3 separate regions of the Homo sapiens genome follow, and regions 1 and 2 are each linked to region 3. Evidence: chromatin contacts called from ENCODE Hi-C data. All regions are on one chromosome and are shown on one strand. Each heading gives the region's core, a stretch centred on a gene start or an enhancer-like site at or near the end of the contact. The rest is flanking DNA. Distances are from core to core; before and after follow the strand shown.

What was found. Hi-C counts contacts between places; a loop is a spot of excess contacts on that map. Pooled maps may share reads with other maps.
Region 1: a loop to region 3 is called in a map with no recorded cell type, with 17 times the contacts of the local background. The contact joins two enhancer-like sites. A Hi-C loop is called at or near these places in 14 of 37 single-sample maps with no recorded cell type and 4 of 50 pooled maps.
Region 2: a loop to region 3 is called in a pooled map, with 7 times the contacts of the local background. The contact joins two enhancer-like sites. A Hi-C loop is called at or near these places in 5 of 37 single-sample maps with no recorded cell type and 4 of 50 pooled maps.

What each region holds. Positions count from the first base shown.
Region 1 is chr6:160,788,670-160,793,541 of GRCh38, reverse strand. It overlaps the pseudogene LOC107986665. Among named protein-coding and RNA genes, the nearest start is that of PLG, 89 kb to the right of the region's middle. RefSeq lists enhancers at 3,132-3,641, 3,652-3,701, 3,742-4,261. Within about 2 kb of position 1,446, at least 4 of the 41 ENCODE cell types and tissues checked have a DNase peak (open chromatin) inside an H3K27ac peak, as active enhancers do.
Region 2 is chr6:161,167,050-161,171,730 of GRCh38, reverse strand. All of the region lies in intron 2 of AGPAT4 (1-acylglycerol-3-phosphate O-acyltransferase 4), which reads left to right. Among named protein-coding and RNA genes, the nearest start is that of AGPAT4-IT1, 7.4 kb to the right of the region's middle. RefSeq lists enhancers at 1,109-1,218, 1,620-1,914, 3,091-3,686. Within about 2 kb of position 1,714, at least 3 of the 41 ENCODE cell types and tissues checked have a DNase peak (open chromatin) inside an H3K27ac peak, as active enhancers do.
Region 3 is chr6:161,026,824-161,031,345 of GRCh38, reverse strand. The region is part of intron 1 of MAP3K4 (mitogen-activated protein kinase kinase kinase 4); the gene reads right to left. Among named protein-coding and RNA genes, the nearest start is that of MAP3K4-AS1, 37 kb to the right of the region's middle. RefSeq lists an enhancer at 1,835-1,934. Within about 2 kb of position 1,650, at least 2 of the 41 ENCODE cell types and tissues checked have a DNase peak (open chromatin) inside an H3K27ac peak, as active enhancers do.

The DNA.
Region 1 (4,872 bases), core at 197-2,696, 240 kb after region 3:
AGGAATCAATTTTTTTCTGCAGAGGTTCCAAGATTGAGTTTTAATTACGACACAAACATCTCCTTTTTCTGCTAATATTATATTTAAAGCTATTTTTTAAAATTTATTTTTCTAGGCCATCTGGCTGGTAGATCCTAACTGCTTAGCCATCTCTTTGATGGTGTCCTCAGTGTAATTTATGAATTATTGCTGATTGTAATAGATATAGTTTATTTAGTCTACTTTTTTTTAATACTTACCAGAATAACATGCATTTAAATTCTGCAGCTGTTTCATTTTGTGCTTTAAACTTATTTGGCACTTCTCACAGGACCTTAATAGCATTTATGTAAACCTGAGGATTAAAAGACTTATAAAGAGTTTTTCTTGGCCTGTGGTGTTTTGTTTTTACCTTTTTAGATTGATGAAATGCCAGGGTGAAGGGGATAGCCAATTGGATTAGAGCACAAGTACTGCTCCAATTATTTGGCAGAGTGTCCAGTAAAGGTCTTCCACAGTACCACCATAAATGTGTGTGGGGAGGACGGATGGGCAAGCTCTTGGAAAGGCTTAAGCTCCTTGCATCCTTTTATGCTTCCAAGGAACACTAAATTTTACCCCTGCCGTGAGAGGCATGAAGTAAACTTGGCATTCAGAAGTGGAAGCTGGATTGCCCTCAGGGGTTGACCCGCAGGGTGTTGAATTTCAGGATATAGCAGAGAGAGCTCAGTATGTTGGATTATCCCAAGCTGTGGGATTTTGAAAAACAGCCACCATACAGTCCATATCTGGTCGACAAGGAGACCATCGGAGTGGAAAGGGGATAATCTGGGCCTCAGGCCTACGGTGTGTACAAGTATAATAATCGCTTTTATTTAAAGTGCGAATGGATTATTTAGTCCATTTCAGCCAGGCATTTGCATCTTGATATTTTGTCTTGATGGCTAAGGTCTGTTTTAGATCTCTTATTTTTACAATAGACACCCTAGCTTTATTAGATGTAGGAGCAACTGTTGTGGGATCTAGATCTGAGGCTACCGAAGAAGGGGAAGATGGCGGAATAATATATATTTTTAAAATACCTGGGGTCGGGGAGTCTTTTCTATTTATGTCAATTCTTATACCATAGAAGTGACTAAGGGCAGGTCTAGAGTTAGTTAAGGTGGAAGGGGTGATAAAGAGAAGGACAGGGTTATATAGATAAGGCTGACAGTTAGAAGGGGTAGTCCTTTTAGTGAAATAGATGAGGGGTTTTAGATCTGCAGAAACCTTTTCGTGGAAATCCAGCTTTGCTCCTGGGTAGTTTAAGGGATGTAGTCCCATTTACTACAAGGTTGCCAGGCGGTAGGAGCAGAAGATCAGCGTCTTGGCTGCAGGTCATTACAACAATGAGTGCTAGGGGTAACTGTGTCAACTAGAGTGCTGGGGCATAAATATTTGTGTGAAAAGGCTAGTTGTTGTTGATCTTTTACATTTCCTCAAGGTATGACAGAGCAAGTATTAAAGGCAATAGGTGAGTCAGACTTAGGTGAGTCAGACTTAGTTATATTATTAATAAAGGAGCTAGTAACAGAATAAGGAAAGGAAAGGAAGAAATATAGAACGTATATGAAAATTAATCTTTCTTTAACGTTAACTTAGTAGGGCTTGATCTTAGTACAGTAACCCATGATTCTGAGAGGAAGATGTTTTCTTGACTTGAGTATGGTGGGTCCAATTTTTTTTTTTTCTCAGCTGTGCAGATGGCAGTCTCAGTGGTTAACAGCATAAAATAGGGTTCTTCCCAGGCTGGCTTGAGTTTCTTCTTTCTAGCTTTTGATGAGGACGTGGTTTGCAGGCTGGTGCTGATGTACGGGAAATTCTAGGGGTGGTACCTGTGCTGAAAGACTTCTAGTTTCGAGGGAAGGGAAAGTGGAAGATAAATTAAGTATATAATTTCTGCTGCATATACTGGGGCTTGAGGCCTCATGGTGATGCCTACTGCTCCATTCCTGCTCAGCACCACCCAGGGGACTCTGTGGCCCTGCCCCGTCTTAATGTCTTGGCCTTCTTGTGGCCTTTACCGCCCCTGCGCATTGTGGCCTTGGGGATGAGGGGCCTTGTGACTTACCTGGCTGCCTTCAGGCCTTAAGAAAGCTAAACACCATTTTATGTTTGGCAATGTTTTTGTATGATTTTATACTAGATAAGTTAAATTTTACCTTTATATTAATGTGCTATTAATGTTAAACTTAATTATAATAAAATCTTGTAGACATTATCCAGTTTTAATGTCTGACTATAAGGTAAAACTTTTATAGACTTTTTTTAACTTTTTGTAATTTTTGTTAAAGAGCAGTTTAGTGCTTTAAGAAAAATATATTGTGCTTTTATTTTAATGTCCAGTTCACAGAAAAACTGGATGATACCCATTTAACTTTAGCCAATATGTTTACACACAGAATTTCCTTTACAATTAACATTTTAAAACTTGCTTAAACCTTTAAAACAAAATTTTTTTTAAACTTTAATGTAGGTAAAAATCCATATTCTTATGCCTCCTTATAATCCTGTTATTAAAAGTATATTTTATTTTTCTTACATACCTTGTACATAAACTATTTTTTAATAATTTATATTCAGGAGGTGTAATTACTTTTAAATTATACAATATTTCTTGCATAAATTCCCTTTTATAGTTTTTCTTATGACTTTCACAGACAATCTTCAACATGTCTTAACTTTCTGCATTCTTTTTACACTATTTCTTTTCCTAGTTTCACCCTCTGTGTCTTTCTTTGATTTCTGTCTCTTCTGGTTTCTCTCTTACTTACTCTTTCCCTCTATTTCTCTCTCTCTCATTTGCACTCTATTTTCCTCTCTCTCTCTGTCATCCCGTTTCCCTTTCTTCTCCCAATTTCTATGGGCCCTGCCCCCGTGCACACACTGCCTTCTGTTTCTCTCTCTCTTTTTTTTTTCCCAATTCCCCTTTTTACTTTCTTTCCTTTCTTCTTACACTTAGTTTCTCGTGCTGGGTGCAAATTGCAAGAATTATGCCCATTCACCTCCTCTGCTCTCCTCCAGGTGCCTGTCCCCACCATCTTTTTCACATAGAGCTGGGCTGGGGAGAGATACTTAACCCTTGGTGTGCCTGCCTGGCTGTTTGGCTCTGTGCTTGCTGTTTTTGCTTTCTTTCTCTCTGACTTCCTCTCCTAGTTTCTTTTTCTTCTCTGCTGGTCTTTCCTTTGTCTCTGCCAGCCACCTATGCTGCTGTTTTCCCCTTTCCTTCCCCTTCCCCTTCCCCTAGGGGAAGGACTGGTGGGAGTGGAGCTACTCTTTCTTAACCCAAGAAGAAAGGAAAGGGGGCTTCTGAATATTTTTCTTACTACAGGAGTTTTGTGTGAGGTTCGACGCCCCCTCGTGGGGATTTCTCACCTCTTTCTGAGGTTCAACTCCCCCTCTGGGGATTTCTCACCTCTTTCTGAGGTTCAACTCCCCTCATGGGGATTTCTCACCTCTTCCTGAGGTTCAACCACCCCGCTGCCCAGGGATTTCTCACCTCTTTCTGAGGTTCAACCCCCCCTCATGGGGATTTCTCACCTCTTTCTGAGGTTCAACCCCCAACCTGGGGATTTCTCACCTCTTTCTGAGGTTCAACTCCCCTCATGGGGATTTCTCACCTCTTTCTGAGGTTCAACCACCCCGCTGCCCAGGGATTTCTCACCTCTTTCTGAGGTTCAACCAACCCCCTGCCCGGGGATTTCTCACCTCTTTCTGAGGTTTAACCCCCACCCCCAGGATTTCTCACCACTTTCTGAGGTTCAACCACCCCCCTAACCTGGGGATTTTTCACCTCTTTCTGAGGTTCAACCCCACTAGGGATTTCTCACTTCTTTCTGAGGTTCAACCCCTGCTGGGGATTTCTCATCTCTTTCTGAGGTTTAACTCCCCCTGGGGATTTCTCACCTATTTCTGAGGTTCACCCCCACCCCCGGGGATTTCTCACCTGTTTCTGAGGTTCAACTCCCCTCATGGGGATTTCTCACCTCTTTCTGAGGTTTAACCCCCACCCTGGGGATTTCTCACCTCTTTCGGAGGTTTAACCCCCGCCCCGGGGATTTCTCACCTCTTTCTGAGGTTCAACCTCCAACCCCCAGGGATTTCTCACATGTTTCTGAGGTTCAACACCCTCTGGGGATTTCTCACCTGTTTCTGAGGTTCAACTCCCCCTAGGGATTTCTCACCTCTTTCTGAGGTTTAACCCCCGTACCAGGGATTTCTCACCTCTTTCTGAGGTTTAACCCCCCCCCCCGCCCCCGGGGATTTCTCACCTCTTTCTGAGATTCAACCCCCACCCCCCGGGGATTTCTCACCTTTTCTGAGGTTCAACCCCCGCCCCCCTCCCCAGGGCTTTCTCACCTCTTTCTGAGGTTCAACCCCCACCCTGGGTATTTCTCACCTCTCTCTGAGGTTTAACCCCCCTCATGGGGATTTCTCACCTCTTTCTAACCTCCAAGACATCCTGACTAAGGAATACTTTACCACCCCTGCAGTTTCTCTCTCCTTGGTATGTCCTAACCAAGGAATGCTTTACCATCTGACCATCAAGGAAATACTTTACCAGCTCCTGCGGCTTCTCCTTCCTTGGTCTGTGCACAGAGTTGTCGCTGCAGTATGTGAAGATCCTTTAAGCTAGATTGCTGGCCAGTTTCTTTTTTATTTTTTTGCATTGCTGAGAGTCCGGGTTTATTCACCACACTGGGTGGGTCTCAATTTCTCATCCCTGAGGCACCTTCAATGAGGTAGGGGAGCATGCTCCCTCATGAGAGAGGACTGGAGACCACCCCTAGAGGAGAATGTATCCCTGTACGGATTGACACCAAATTGTTTGAAATGCTTGTTCCCCAGTGCCAT
Region 2 (4,681 bases), core at 465-2,964, 140 kb before region 3:
TTTTTAGTAGAGACAGGGTTTCACTGTGTTAGCCAGGATGGTCTCGATCTCCTGACCTTGTGATCTGCCTGCCTTGGCCTTCCAAAGTGCTGGAATTACAGGCATGAGCCACCATGTGCGGCTGGAAATTTAATTCCCAATGCAACAGTGTTGAGATGTGGGGCCTTTAAGAGGTGATTAGGTCATGAGGGCTTTGCCCTTGTTAATGCCATTATTTCAGGAGTGGGTCAGTGGGTTCCTGCTAAGTGGATGAGTTCAGCCGCTTTCCCTTATTTCTCTCACTTGAGTACATGCTTGCTTGCCCTTCTGCCTTCTGCCTTCCCCTATGGGATGACACAGCAAGAAGGACCTTGCCAGATGCAGCCCTCTTGACTTTGGACTTCCCAGCCTCCAGAACTATAAGAAATAAATCTCTGTTCTTTGTAAATTGCCCAGTCTCAACTATTCTGTTACAGCAGCATAAAATGGACTAAGACAAACAGCAAATACCTTATCTTTGCTTCTCTTAGATTTACCCTCGTAGGGCTCCTGGCATTGTAACGCTAGTTACAGGATTGCAACCTGAAACTCTCAACAGGTGATTTTCCCTTAACTAAACAACAGAAAGCCCTGCTTTCTCACAAGCATCTCTGTTGTGCAGCACCTGCTGATAGCTTCTGGTCGGGATGGATTGCTCAGGTGCCCACTGGTAACTTTCTGAGTTAAATTGGAGGTTCTAAATAATATGTCCTTTGAAAGGAGGTGACACTGCCCTTTCCATGGAGTGAGCGTACAGGGACAGAATCTTGTGGGAAGAGAACGAGATGGAGCAATTCCAAGATCTGCAGCCACTGTGAACTGATGGTGAGAGTGGAAGGACAGGCTGAACGTACTTGAAATGCTGCATGCCCTGAGCCCTGAGCAGTTAGAAAGCCCTGGCATTTGATGCATGATGGTAAAAAGAGGCATCTAATTTGAATGACAGACATCCCACCTCAAATGGAAGCAGCTCCTGTAGGGCTCTTCAGCACAAGAAGGGGCTGCCAGGTGGAGCTGGCTGTGCAGCTGTAGAGAGAAGGCTCTGGCTGATAGCATTGAAAGCAACCACACAGGAGAGGAAATGAAACCTAAATTCATGGAGATATTTGTAAGTCATGTGCAGTATATTTACATAAGAACATCCAACTAAAACATCAGCTGGTAAGCCATTCAACTAAAGGCAAAGCTTTTTGAGTATATGTGTATGTGTGTGTGTGTGTGTGTGTGTGTGTGTGTGTGCGCGCGCGCACGTGTGCACGCGCATGTGTATAAATGCCTAGGGGAAAAAACTATAAGACTATTTTCCAAACTGTTCATAATGGTTAACCTTGGAGAAGGGAGGGAGGTTGGGGCGGTAAAGAGGAAGTGTCTCTCGGTCAGGGTTCAATAAGAAGCTAAACCACTGGGAGATATGTAGACATCATCTCATTGGCCTTATTCAGCTGTGGGGGCTTGTTTAGCAGTCTCTGTAGGGAAGTTGTATCTGCATGTGATGCTGGAGCTTGCAGTCCACAGGGCAGGCGGTCAGGAAGGGGCGATGGATATAAACTGGGAGAGATCAAGATGTTGGAACCACCAAGCACAAGCGGGAGCCTCATGAGAATGGGCTAAAACTTGCATCAGTTCTTTTGCATCTGGCATTGATGGTGTGGATGTCCTGCAGAAGCTGGGATCTTGGTCACAGAGCAAAATACAACCACCTGGCCTGGGATTCAGAGAAGCTGGCGGGGATCCAGGGGAAGGAGGAGCAGTAGCAGGCCTAGCCGCTGCTTTGTGCTGAAGACGTGAATCAGCAGATCAGCAAAAACATGTGTGACCTACAAAATGGTGGTATTTCCTTTCCACCTTGCAAACCTCCCAAGAGTGTCTCTTGTGGTGCCCTCTAACCAGAAATATACAAGAAAGGGAAGTTTGGGAAATGTAGTCCAGGCCAGCGTAACACATCCTGAAGCTAGTTAGAGGAATTTTATATTTTCTTGTACATACTTCTGGGTTGTTTGAATCATTTTACAATGTGACTGTATAAATGTGTTTCTGTGAATTAAAAAAGAAGTGAAATCATTTGATTAAGAAAATGGGCTAGTCGTGGTGGCTCATGCCTATAATCCCAGCACTTTGGGAGGCCAAGGTGGAAGGATTGCTTGAACCCAGGAGGTTGAGGCTGCGGTGAGCTATGTATGATTGGGCCACTGCACTCCAGCCTGGATGACAGAGTGACACACCATCTCAAAAAAAAGAAAGGAAAAAACAAAAAAGGGAAATCAAGCTCTTTTATCCAGTGAGGTTCAGAGTTTAGTTGTCTAGTGAGCAGCCTGCTGAGGTGAGTGGGAAATTTGGTCTTCCCCCACCTGGTCCCAGCACCATCCCCTCTCGCTGTGCTGATGTAGTCACCCGCTAACTGGCCTCCCTATTCCAGTCTGTTCTTGTTTCAATCAGAGTGATTTTTTTTTCAGATGCAAATTGGATGTTGGTGTGTGTCTATTTAAAAATGCTCCAGTGGTTTTTATATTGCCTTTAGAATGAAATCATAAATCATAACTCCTTACTCTGGTAACCCAGAAGTCTCTGTGATGTTCTCTCTCTGGGTTTCTCTCCATCTGCCTCTGTCTCCTCCCCACCCTTCCTCTCCCCTTCAGTGGTCACAGAGCCTTTGTGTGTGATAAAATTATCAGGCATATAATAGTAATTAAAAAGCTGTCCATTTATTGATTGCCTGCTATGCCCCATGTCATGCTAGGTGCCTTGAGTCCATGCTCTTATTTAATATCCACAGCATCTCTAACGGCATTTACCTGTCCCTACTTTACAGAGAAGGGGGACATTGAGAAACATGCCAGAAGTCTCACAACTAGTAAGTGGCTCCACCGGGATCGGAGCCTGGATGTGTCTGACTCCCAAATCCATGAAGACAATATTCAGCAGCCATCCTATTAGCAGGCCTTTCTCCTTTCCCTGTCATGTTGTTTTGTGGTTGTGTAGCTGTCTTTTCCCTGGACAGTAAGCTGGAGGGGTGCCAGGATCTGATCTAATGTTTAATCATCTCCTGTATCTCGCAGAGTGCTTGAACGCATTAGGTAATCACGCGGCATTTGTTGAAAGCATCCATGTGCCAGGCTCTTGCTGAGTCTTGGAGTCGAGGCTAAGGTCGGGGTGAACCAAACAGTACAGTTGCTGTCTCGTGGCGCCCGTGCTCTATAGTAGGGGAGAGAACCTCACGCTGTGGTCACAGCTGTGATAGGGCTGTGGAGGGTACTGGGGAACATGTGAGTGGGGTAGGGGGCGGTGAGAGTGGCCTTAGGCAGGAAGGAGTCCCACAGAGAGGCATTTGGCCTGTGACACAAACGAAATGTGAGTCTCTTGGAAGCATCAGCTTTGTCTCCCTGACTCCCTGTGGAGTTGTGCTTTGGTGCTTATCTGTGGCCTTTGGCCAGTAATGGAGTAGATTGATCCTTCCCATCCTCGGGCTTGGAAAAACTCAGCCCAGCACTACAGGCATCTTCGTGCCCCATGGTAACAAATTGTCCCTCTGTCCCTTTGTCAGGCTGCCCTGCCAGGCTGCATGTTGTTACCCTAGCCCCCCACCCCACCACCGCCTTCCTGCCCCCACAACCAACTCCCAGGATGCGTCACTATTCCTTGACTTGTGCTTCTGGTTCCAGCAATGCTATGGCCTGGTGGGACAACTGAATGGGAGCTTGATATTTTCTCAGTTCCTAGAAATAGGTAGACACTTTTTATTGTTCATTTCTGGAGAAGGAAGGGGAGTGGTTTTCGTCGTTTTTAAGGAGACTGATAGCTTCAGTTTGCTGGGAACTTACAATGTGCTCTACGCTGAGCACATACTATGTGTTAGGTGCTTTATGTTCACAGAACCCTTTGGGGCAACCCCATTCCAAAGATGAAGGCACTGTCGTGTTAGGAGGTTAATTTGTCCAAAGTCCCGCAGTGCTCACTGCGTAAAAACTGGACTGTGATGCCTTCTAGAGGGCTCTGGTGCTCCACATCAAGCCTCCAGCTTCCAGCCTGGAGGAGAAAAGTTTCCAAGGACAGCCGCTTGAGCTACAACACTAGGCTTACTGGAGTCAAGGCCAAATCCACCTGCCTGTAGGGTAGGGATGGGGTGGGGAGGGAGTGAGTCCTCTGCTGCATGCATGCTTCACTAACGAGTGATTAAAAATGGGGGGCACATGGCCCAGTGCAGTGGCTCACGCCTGTAATCCCAGCACTTTAGGAGGCTGAGGTAGGAGGATTGCTTGAACCCAGGAGTCTACCCAGTAGGCAGCATGGCAAAACTGCGTCTTTACAAAAAATACAAAAAAATTAGCTGGGCATGGTGGTGCACACCTGTAGTCCCAGCTACTCAGGAGGCTGAGGTAGGAGGATCACTTGAGCCTGGGAGGTTGAGGCTGCAGTGAGCCGTGATCACACCACTACACTTAGCCTGGGTGACAGAGCAAGACTCCATCTCAAAAGAAAGGGGGAGGAGGCACAACCCTCGCAGAGCACTCAGGCGCCCACCCCTACTGAACACCGTCAACTTCAAGAGTCCATTTCAAAGTCCATCACCCACATTCAACTGTTTTTCTGGACAGTTTCTACCCTAGAGGCTTTTCCTGAGCCTGCCAGATTGGGAATAGGTTCCCTGGATGGGAGGCATCACTGA
Region 3 (4,522 bases), core at 401-2,900:
AACCTCCAACTGTAGACAAATTATTTCTCTACACATGGAAAAATTAATGTGGCTGTACTGTCAAATAAAAGTACAAGAATAAATCCTTGTAATAATTCTATAGAAGCTAACAGTCCCTTGTTTTCCGATCTGCATTTATTACAAAACCAAAAGTCATCTGTCTTATCCTTATACATTCACATAGACACAATGAACAACTACTGACTTCAAAGTATTTCTAAATTATCTAATTATTCTAGCAGTAAACATTTAAAAATCACACTGAAACGAAGATGAATACTGTCATAAACAAAATATTAAAATAAGACAAAACACAGTATATTTTATCCTTCCTTACCCATTAAGCATCACAGAAAACGAGTTAGGAAAATGTCATATGGTACTACCAGCCACTATACTTATAATTCGTAATTAAAATGAATTTAATATTTTCTTAGGATTTACTTAATGCAGTCAACATGGTATTCTCACTTGTTGGAAAAGATACTGGTTTACATTCCATCCAAGCAACTTAGTAACACCTACATGTCAGAACAAAATCCAACAGTATTTAAAGAAACTTTCTTTTAAAAAGAGTCTAGCACCTAATAAATAACATTCACAACGTTTTCCATCCTATCAAAAAATTACCAGCCAAGTGCAATGGCTCATGTCTGTAATCCCAGCACCTGGGGAGGCTGAGGTGGGCAAATTGCTTGTGCTCAGGAGTTTGAGACCAGCCTGGACAACATGGCAAAACCCCATCTCTACAAAAAATACAAAAAATTAACCAGGTGTGGTGGCATGCACCTGTGGTCCCAGCTACTCAAGGAGACGGAGGCGAGAGGATCACTTGAGCTGGCACCACTGCACTCCAGCCTGGGTGACAAAGCAAGACCCTGTCTCAATCAAACAAACAAACAAACAAACAAAAATACCAAAGAAAAAAATATATGATCCAAACCAGGAGAAAAACCCAAAGAAACAGACCAGAAATGACTCAAGTAGACATTATAATGATAAAAAATATATCTGAAATATGGGTTTAACAGCAGACCAGACACAGCAGAAAAACATCAGTGAACTTGAAGACACAGCAACAGAAACTATTGAAAATGAATCAGAGAGAAAAAGATTGGGAGAAATAAAAAAACAGGGTACCAGTGCCCTGTGTGACAGTATCAAGCAGTTTAACCATGTGTTACTGGAGTCCAAAACTAGAGAAGGGAGGCACAGAAACAAATCTCTGAAGAAGGGCTGAAAATTTTTCAAATCTGGAGAAAACCATAAGCTCGCAGATCCAACAAACTCTGAGCTAAAGAACTATAAAGAAAACTCCCAGTCTGTTGTTATGTACATCATAACCAAATTGCTGAAAACCAATGACGAAGAGAAGAATATTAAAAGCAGCCAGAGAAAACTTAGTTTGAGGGCCTTAGCTTAGAAGTAACATATTAATAGGAGGGAAAGAAATCAAGCAAAGTTTTATTCTTTTTTCTTTAAAACAAACAAACAAACAAACAAAACACTTATACACAAAATCCAGAAAAATACTAGTGGTAAGTTCAAAAGAACTTGCATCATTTCAATTAACTAACCGTAAGCATCCAAAACCTCATTTTGTAATCGTTCATGTGAGATGAGCTAATGTGGTCAGCCGACCAGTTCAGAATGTTTACATGTATACCAATGATTTGGGATGAGCAAAGTAGTACAAGGTCTACATCAGCTGCCCTGAAACATTTGTCTTACTTGTGTTTAATAACATGCAAATGTGAAATGTCTTTCTGGTACTAAACTTCTGACAGTCACGTAAAACATTTCACTCTTTTACCATAAAACCCTGCTAAAGTACTATTATTACACTACAGTCTGGTCTAGGCAAAGTATGTCTTGAACTCAACCCAAGGGAGTTTGGTGTAGGTTTTAGAGGAAAAATGTGTGAAAAGAAAACAAAACAAAAATTCAAGTTACTTAGGGTTAAATAGTTCTGCTCTGACATATTAGGTAAACCACAATGGTGCCTGAAATAGCTATCTGTAAAATGATGAAGTCGGATTAGATGAGTCTGAAAACATCTGTGGTTCTGCAAAAGCCACCCCTGCCCCCCAACACCACCCCCGCCAAAAAAACCCAAAACACTTCATTTAGCGACATCCTTCGAAATAAATGGATATTTTAACCACTTGTGAAGTATAATATTCATCTGTATGAAGTTCTCTCATCCACCTCCACCTATTCTCTATTAGGTAATAAGTATTAGGGAGATTTCTGCTATTGGGGGAAAGAGAGGAGGGACATAGGCAGAAGGGATAGATTTTCTAGGTTTCCTTTTTCTTTAAACAATGTGTATAGCTTGCTTGGCCTGAAGTATTAATCAAAGGGAGCTAAGCTCAGTTTGAGGTTGTATGTTTGGTTCATACTACAAGAGCCAATTTATTAATAAGTTATCCATATTACACGAGTCAATTTATCAATGTTAGTTATCTTTATCATCAATCTACAGCTGAACATTTATCAGCTCACCTCCAGGTGAACGGTCAAACCTCGAGCTTATCCAACATGTACTATCTAACTTTTGCACTGTTTCAGAGCATAGGGTCTTTACAAACCTAACTAATCTTGCTTATTTTTCAAGATAGACATTTAGACTTGTTTTTTAATGAAAATTCATCTTTTTAAAACAAATGTAGATTTAAAAAAAAAAAGATTTCCTATGGAAATGAATAAGAAGCTATCTCCCCAACAATTACTGAAGAGCAGGAGCCTGTCATCCTTACCACTGCTTCTCCGGTGTCTAGAACAGTGGCTGGTGCAGATTATGTGTTCAAAACTACTTGCTGATTGAATAAACAAATCAAGTAAGTTTATCTTCTATACTTTGGATTTAATCATTATCCAAATCCTTTTAAAATACAATAACATTTCACTATTTTTAAAATATATTTTTTAAAGGCTACAAGAATGAAGGATTGTTGATTTTTGCCAATAATGAAATCCCTACGCCCCCACACTTACTAGTAAGAATACAAGTTTTAATCAAATTATTGTTTTCTTGTAAACACTTTAATTTAGAAGTCTTATCCAATGCCACTGGAACTTGTGCTTGGACAGTTAATTAAACATACATACAAAAACATTAACAATGAAACATGCAGACAAAAAAAATATACTGTGGCAGCTGTTACTTTGGGGGTCCCTGATGAAACCGGCCTCCTCATGGTCACAAACCTGCATATCTACGCTTGAATGTGGAATGACTTTGTGACTGCTTTAACCCAAGCAATGTAGCAAAAATGACACTGGACCAGTCCCGGGCCTAAACCTTAAGAAGGCCACCTGTGTACTGCTGGGAAAGCTAGCCACCAGGTAAGGAGCCCAACTTAGGTGGAGAAGTGCATGAAGGAGAAGCTAGCTAGCCCAAACTTGGGGAGCTCCCAGCTGACAGCCAGCACCAACTTAACTTGCTAACCCTATGAGTGAGGCTATTTTGGATCTCCATTTGTCCCTGCTCTGCAGCCAACACCGTAAGTAGCAGAAAAACCACTCAATACCATGACAGCTAATAAATGGTTTTTATTTTAAGCTGTTAAACATTGGTATGGTTTGTTAAACTGTAATATGTAACTGCCACACATACAAACCTTACATTTTATTTTTGCTTTAAACCCATGAGTGGGTTTTAATCAACCACTACTTTAATGAGGGCTACAGCCTTGTCTTTTAGTGCGGGTCCACTGATGGAAGTTCCGAGTCAACTCTCTGGCTTATCAGATGTTGCACAATGCATCATCTACAATCTCCACTCTATTTCTCTAAAATAGAACAAGAATTTAAAGACTTTTGTAGAGCGATTTTTCTGGATGTTCATGATTTTTCTTCCTAAGCTTTCACAGTTCTCTCTTACACCTAATTTGAAGGCAATTTTTTTTTAATGTTACTCACCTATACTGACACTTTGCAAAGCATTCCAAGTTAATTTATGTAGAAGCTACAATTCTCTTTCACACTCACATTTCATAGATTTGTATAATAGTCTACTGAGTTACACAATCACAATTAAAAAGTAAAGATCTAAATAGATTTAGGAACAAACCAGAAACTCTTGTTAAGTATATAGTTCAATTGGTGGGGACAGAAAAATCACTGCCTGTATCACATTCTGTATTCTAGAGTAGACTATTAGCTATCCGCATTCATGATGCTGTGAACATCAGTTGGTAAGTTTTATATAAGAAATGAATAGGACCAGGTCTTGGAAAAGTAGGTAAGTGGATGAGGCCTGCCTGATTTATGTCTTCTGGTATAAAGTCTTCTGTTTCACTCATAGATTTATATAGCATATTTTATCGGTCCTGAACTAAATAAAACAAAAAAGAATGCATAAAGATAGAAAACAAATATATATAAAGAGACGAATTAGCCCACATGGATAAACTTTTACTCATCATTAGAAATAAAAATAATTATAAGCTGTTTATAATTCAGATGAAGGCTTTCAGAAAATAAACTCTCATAAAACTATATAAATACAACACAACAA